Linked DNA regions of Mus musculus: region 2 is linked to region 1. The links are chromatin contacts, found by Hi-C or POLR2A ChIA-PET in ENCODE. All regions are on one chromosome and are shown on one strand. The core of a region is the stretch at or near the end of the contact, and the rest is flanking DNA. Distances in the headings are between cores, read along the strand shown. Region 1 holds the start of Syncrip (synaptotagmin binding, cytoplasmic RNA interacting protein). Region 2 holds the start of Snhg5 (small nucleolar RNA host gene 5).

Evidence for each region. A loop is a pair of places that touch in the nucleus more often than their neighbours do. ChIA-PET counts read pairs that join two places held with the same protein, here RNA polymerase II (POLR2A).
Region 2: a loop to region 1 is called in a map of left cerebral cortex, with 9 times the contacts of the local background. The contact joins the promoter of Snhg5 here to the promoter of Syncrip in region 1. A Hi-C loop is called at or near these places in 26 of 37 maps with a recorded cell type or tissue (CH12.LX, Patski, T-helper 1 cell and 10 more). POLR2A ChIA-PET finds 5 or more read pairs at or near these places in 5 of 5 experiments (Patski and embryonic stem cell).

Annotation. Positions count from the first base shown.
Region 1 is chr9:88,481,132-88,483,831 of GRCm38, reverse strand. It overlaps Syncrip (synaptotagmin binding, cytoplasmic RNA interacting protein), which reads left to right and starts at 1,435. Exons shown (of 11, transcript NM_019666.2): 1 at 1,435-1,776.
Region 2 is chr9:88,521,458-88,524,348 of GRCm38, reverse strand. It overlaps Snhg5 (small nucleolar RNA host gene 5), which reads left to right and starts at 1,452. Exons shown (of 5, transcript NR_040721.1): 1 at 1,452-1,865; 2 at 1,968-2,042; 3 at 2,374-2,431; 4 at 2,633-2,699. LOC115487267 (a small nucleolar RNA gene) reads left to right here and starts at 2,481; the gene lies at 2,481-2,552. It overlaps LOC115487269 (a small nucleolar RNA gene), which reads left to right and starts at 2,749; the gene lies at 2,749-2,820.

The DNA.
Region 1 (2,700 bases), core at 186-2,685:
AACTATAATATCTTGCTGAATTAATTAAATACCATAGCAAGGATATGTTTGGTAGTATGGGATGTAGGCGGTGGATAGGCAAAGCCTTATTAAGCAGGTTTTGGATAGCAGTACTTCAGAAATATTTCCTACTTGATCCACCTGTCAACAGAAAAAAAGCTCAATTTTATGTGTCTAGGCACTTTGAAGAGTGTTTATCTAAGTTTCCTTGGACTACTTACTGGCTTATCATAGCATAAAGCTCATTTGGAAGAACAAGTAGCTTTCTAATTGTAGTTTTTTGTTTTTTTTTTCAAAGAGGATAATGCCATTTTTCATTACAGTCGCTCTGGATAAAATTAGTATCCATATCGCCTGAGATACAAACGCCTTTGTCTTGTCTTTCTTGTCCATAGTAAATGGTTACAAAGGAAATGTCACTTCACATAACATTTAATTGCCAAGATGCTTGAAAAGAAACACATTTCCCTCACAGTAGTCCTAATCACGCAGCTTTGTGCTGCTTCAAGTTGTTCAAAGTGTGCCAGGAGGAGCACTTAACTGCTTAAAAGGCCAGGGACAGAAACGGAATATTGCACAATCCAACACCACCGGGTCGGTTAAGCTTCCAAATCTGGCCTCCCTGTCATCCCCGAGCCGGAGGCACAGGGATTTCCTCGCAAACCCGCGGCGCCCCTCCCTCCGCCCAGGGTATTCGTGGAAGCGGAGGACGGCGCGCGCCGGGCCGCGGGATACCCCATTGTCTAGCAGCGGAAGCCGGGGCTCCCCGGGGTGACTCCCGAACTCCAGCCCCGCCACCGGGTGGCCCCGAGCTCCGCCGTTCCCCGTGCAGCTCCCCTCCCCCGCAGCCCCATTGTCTGCCTCGCCTCGCCCCGCCCCGGGGGACACGTGCGCCTGCAGCTTCTCCAGCGCCCAGGGCGCGGGGCGGCCGCGGCGGCGACAGCCCCAGCCCCGGCAGAGCGGGCAGCCAACGTCGGGCACCCTCGGAGCCCAGGCCGGCGGTGGGGCGGTGGGGGGCGGGGAGGGCGGGGTGGGGATATGCTTGTCTCCTGACAAAGAACGAGTGGGACACGCCGAGCCGGCGGCCCCGCCCGCGGAGCGAGAGGGAGTGTCCGCACAGAGGGCGGGTCTCTCATTCACTCGGCCCCTCGCTGTCGCCGCGGCGGAAGGGCGGGGTCTCTCCCCCCCCCCCGACCGGGAGTTAGGGGCGGGGCGAGAGGCGGGGCTCGCGGGCGCGCGTCCCGCGGCGTCGTCTGCGTCGTCACGTCAGCGCGGGAGAGAGAAAGAGCGACTCGGCAGGGACTGGGGACGGGGCCGAGAGAGAGCTAGCGAGGGAGGGCGTGAAGCCAGAGAGAGCCAGAGAGGAAGAAGGGCGGCCACTCGTGTGTGAGCGGCCGCGGACGGGAGTGGGGAAGCTGGGGGAGGAGGTGCAGGGAAGGAAGGACGAAGGCTGAGAGGACAGGGCGGCTAGCGGCCGGCGGAGGTGGCGAGGGGAGAAGGAGGAGCTGTCGGAGGGCAGGGGCTGAGCTGAGGGAGTGAGGGAGAGAAGCGGACGCGCCAGGGAGGGGAGGGAAGGGGGGTCACGCGGGGGCGCGCGCGCACCGGGAGCGCGCTCGGAGGCGAGTGGAACTGGATCGGGTTTGCTGCCAGCGGCGTGAGCTTCGGCCGCCATTTTACAACAGCTCCACTCGCGCCGGACACAGGGAGCAGCGAGCACGCGTTCCCCGCCAGCCGACCCGGTCGGACAGGATTCCTCGGCCCCAGCCCCGCGGGGAGGTAACGACCGCGGGCCCCCGGGTCCGGGAGGGGAGCTCCGTGACATTGTGGAGGGTGCTTGGGGGAGGGCGGCGCGGGGAGAAACCGGCTTTTCTGGAAAATGGATTCCAAGGGGGAGAGAAGAGCACGTTGGCCGGGGCTGCCGGAGAGTAGGCCGCGGCCGCGCCGCCACTTCCTCCTCTCCCCATGTGCAGCCGCGGCTGGGCTTTGTCTGCGGCGCTCCGGGAGGAGGCGCCTCGACAGCCCGATGGCCCGCGCGGAGCGCGAGCGGCGGACTTGGTGCTGTCGTGGCCGGCGGCGCGGGAGTGGGCGGAGAGGCGCGGGGTGCTGTCCCGCGACCGGCCGGCGGGCTTGGGCGGTGCTCGGCTCCCGCGGGCGTGTGCTTGGCGGCGGAACGCCCTCCCCGCGCGGGCTGTCGGCCTCGGCGCCGCAGCCACTGCACCGAGGGGTGCGGGAGGCTGGGGGTCGCGGGCGCCCGGGAGCGCCCGGGGCGGAGAGCCATGTGTCACGGCGGAGACGGCAGCGCTGGGGGGCGGGGAAAGCCCGTGGCCTGGCGCCGCGGCGGCCTCAGTGTTGAGGGGCGAGATGGTGCGGTTGCACGGTTCAGGGGGCTCGCACCGCGACTGCGGGTTGATGTTGGGAGGCGGTGATGACCGTCTTGGCCCGGTACTCGGTGGGTTTCCGTTGAAGGAAGTTGTAGGACATTTGAAGGCGCAGAGCACGTGTTTCTAATGGGTTCCTGGCGGCCGCAGTGGCGAGGCTGCCGCTCCGGGTGCGGAGTCGGGGGCGGGCTTTGGGGTGTGGGGGTGAAGGGTGGAGGAATTGGGTGGTGGGAAGGTGGCTTGTGTGAGCGCTTTGTTCTTCGCTGGCTGTTGTTACTGATCTATAAGCGGCAGGCGGGAAAAGCGCACTTTCTGGTTTACC
Region 2 (2,891 bases), core at 203-2,702, 40 kb before region 1:
CCACATAAAAATGTTAGTTGTGGCCCATGCTTATAATTTCTGAGCTGGAAGGCAGAAACAGAAGGATCTCCTAGACTTGTGCTCAGCCAGTCTAGCCTGATTCCTGAGCTCCAGATCAGTAAGAGGCCCTATCTCAAAAGGGAATAAATGGTGCTTGCGAGGATAACACCTAAGGCTGCCCTTCAGCCTCTGCATGCATGTGTGTACCTGGGCACATAGATTTAAAAAGAACCAAATTAAGACCACAGGCTTGAAATGTAGCCCAGAGGCACAGTCCTTAACCAGATGCTGTGACAAGCTTTTACCATGTGATTCTATTCCCTACCTTCTTTCTATGGCAAACCTTATGTGATGTTCTTACCCAAACGGCTTTTATTCACTTATTACCATTACTATCACATGTGTGCATGATGTGTGTGAGGGCATGCATGCCACAGTCTATAAGTATGGTGATCAGAGGATAACTGTTAATGTAAACTGACAGCAAATGCACACATAATTAGTAAAAAATGCTACAAAATAAAGACCCGAGCTTCCAAGTGCTAAAATATCCAAATGTGTGTATCCATACATTTAAATTACTTTGAATTATATATTTGACCTTTGAAGTCTTAAGTTTTTTTCTGCAGATAATTTAGAAGGGAGAAACTTAAAAAATAGCAAAGGATAGCTATGTGACCTTAGGCCAACTGGCGGCTTTTGACTTGCTTTCTCCTCTGTGAAACGGAATGTTTAACTTCTCAGCATTCTGACAGTATAACTGTCACTAGTGTCTGTTTCCCGGAGTGGGAGACTTGGGGGGGCGGGGGAATCTGGTGTTGGACCTGGTTGAGCGCCCAAGCAGGCGTTGGATAAGCCTGCACTGGACAGCATGGCTGTCTGCAGACCAGCGGCACCCCCAGAATGCAGGAAGGATAAACGGAGAGCTTTTCGGTTTTCACCCGCGTAATTCTGTCCTCCCAGGTCCCTTCGGCTGCCCCGCTGAATACACAAGCGCAGCGCTGGCCACCGTAGCAACCAAGCTTCTCCACCAGCGGCGCTCAAAGCTGCCTGCGCGGCGAAGTCAAGGCCACTCCCTGCCGCCGACCGTCCGTGTCGACTAGGCTCGAAGCAGGCGGTGACCTCGCCTCCAACTGCGGCAGTTCGTTTGAATTCTGGCGCCACTCCCACGCCACGTCGAGCTGAGCCACCCCGCCAGACTCGGAAGAGACCGGTGGCGGCGAGCCAGCGGGAGCGCGCGCAGCAACGGAGATGCACGCGGCGGCGGGCGGGCGGCGCGCACCACGCCCCGGAATGGCCTGTAAAAAAAAAAAGAGGTCCAAGGCGCGCGCTCCCACGCGTTGCTTCATGAAAAGCCACGCCCCCACGTACTCTCGCGTCCAATCAGTGACAGAGGGAGGGGCAGCCTCGATCTCGCACAAAGGAGACTATAAAAGGAGCTGCGGTGAACCGGGCTCGTTCTTTTACGACGGAGCCTAAGATATTCTTTGTCTTGTCGGTGAGTGAGTTACAGTCGGATGACCAAGTGAAATATAGGGGTGCAACGAGGATTTGGAGGCTTCTGAGACTTGAACTTAGGGTACTGGTGTAAACTTCCTCGGAGAAGTGCGCAGCAGCTAATGATATTTCGGGATTGGAGTCTGGGCCCCAGTGAGATTCGTACTAAGCGGCCTGACTGAAGGCCGCATGCGTTCTAGTTCCTGAGTCCCCGCGTGGGTAGGTTTTTACAGCAGGGTTTGCAGCCTTTTGTGCTGTTCCGAAGGTACTAGAGTCACCGAAAGAGACATCCTATTATATGCACGTTCACAAGGACAATGGCGCCATTGTTCTTCGCGTCTTCAAAGCAGCTACAAGAAGAAACCAAGGTAAAGGCGATGCAGCTTCTATATTTTAAGAATATTGTTATAGTGCAATAGGAAGTGATGTGTGATGCTTAAATTTTGTTTTTTGATTTTTCATTATATTAGATGGAGGGGAGCCCAAAGCATCTGAGAGAATTGATAAATGAAAGAAACATGCTTAAAACATGACCGTTTTAAAGGGTGTGTATTGAAGCCTAGATTTTTTCCCTTGTAAGCATGCAAACATACCGTTGTGAAGTAAGAATCCGGGTTCCTGGAAATGTATTGTGAAGTAGTCCTGGCCAAACTACTCTGGCCTTTGCAATTTGGAGTGACTGTTGTGAATGCATGGTGTACAAATTGATTGTACAAACAGTTGTGAGACATACCGGGTCAGAACAGTGATGAAATACATCCCGAAGATGATGACCTGAAGATAAATGCAGCTTCTGAGAGAAGACCATTGTGTTTAAGTGGTAGTCTTGTTAATGCAGTTCTTACTCATAGCATGTCATGGTACCTCTTTCTGTAGTGAATGCTGACCAGTGAGATGCCAGCCTGCGTGTGAAGATCCTACAGCAGAAGTGCATGTGAGTGGTGCTCTGTTTTGTTTTCTGCTGAGCTTACTGTCGTTGGTCTAGTCTATGATGATCCTATCCCGAACCTGAATTCCTGTTGAAAAACCATAATTACGGATCTGGCTTCTGAGATGGACCATTGCAAAGGACTATTGTGTTCTTCTTTAATGTTGGCAATGACGTAATGCCTGTGTTTTTGTTTTTATATTTTAGGGCCAGTGACACAAGAACTTGCGAGAGATGCCAGTCCGCCTGTGAAGATCCTGCAGCAGGAGTGCATGTGAGTGGTGCTCTGTTTTGTTTTCTGCTGAGCTTACTGTCGTTGGTCTAGTCTATGATGATCCTATCCCGAACCTGAATTCCTGTTGAAAAACCATACTTACGGATCTGGCTTCTGAGATGGACCATTGCAAAGGACTATTGTGTTCTTCTTTAATGTTGGCAGTAACATAATGCCTGTGTTCTTATTTTT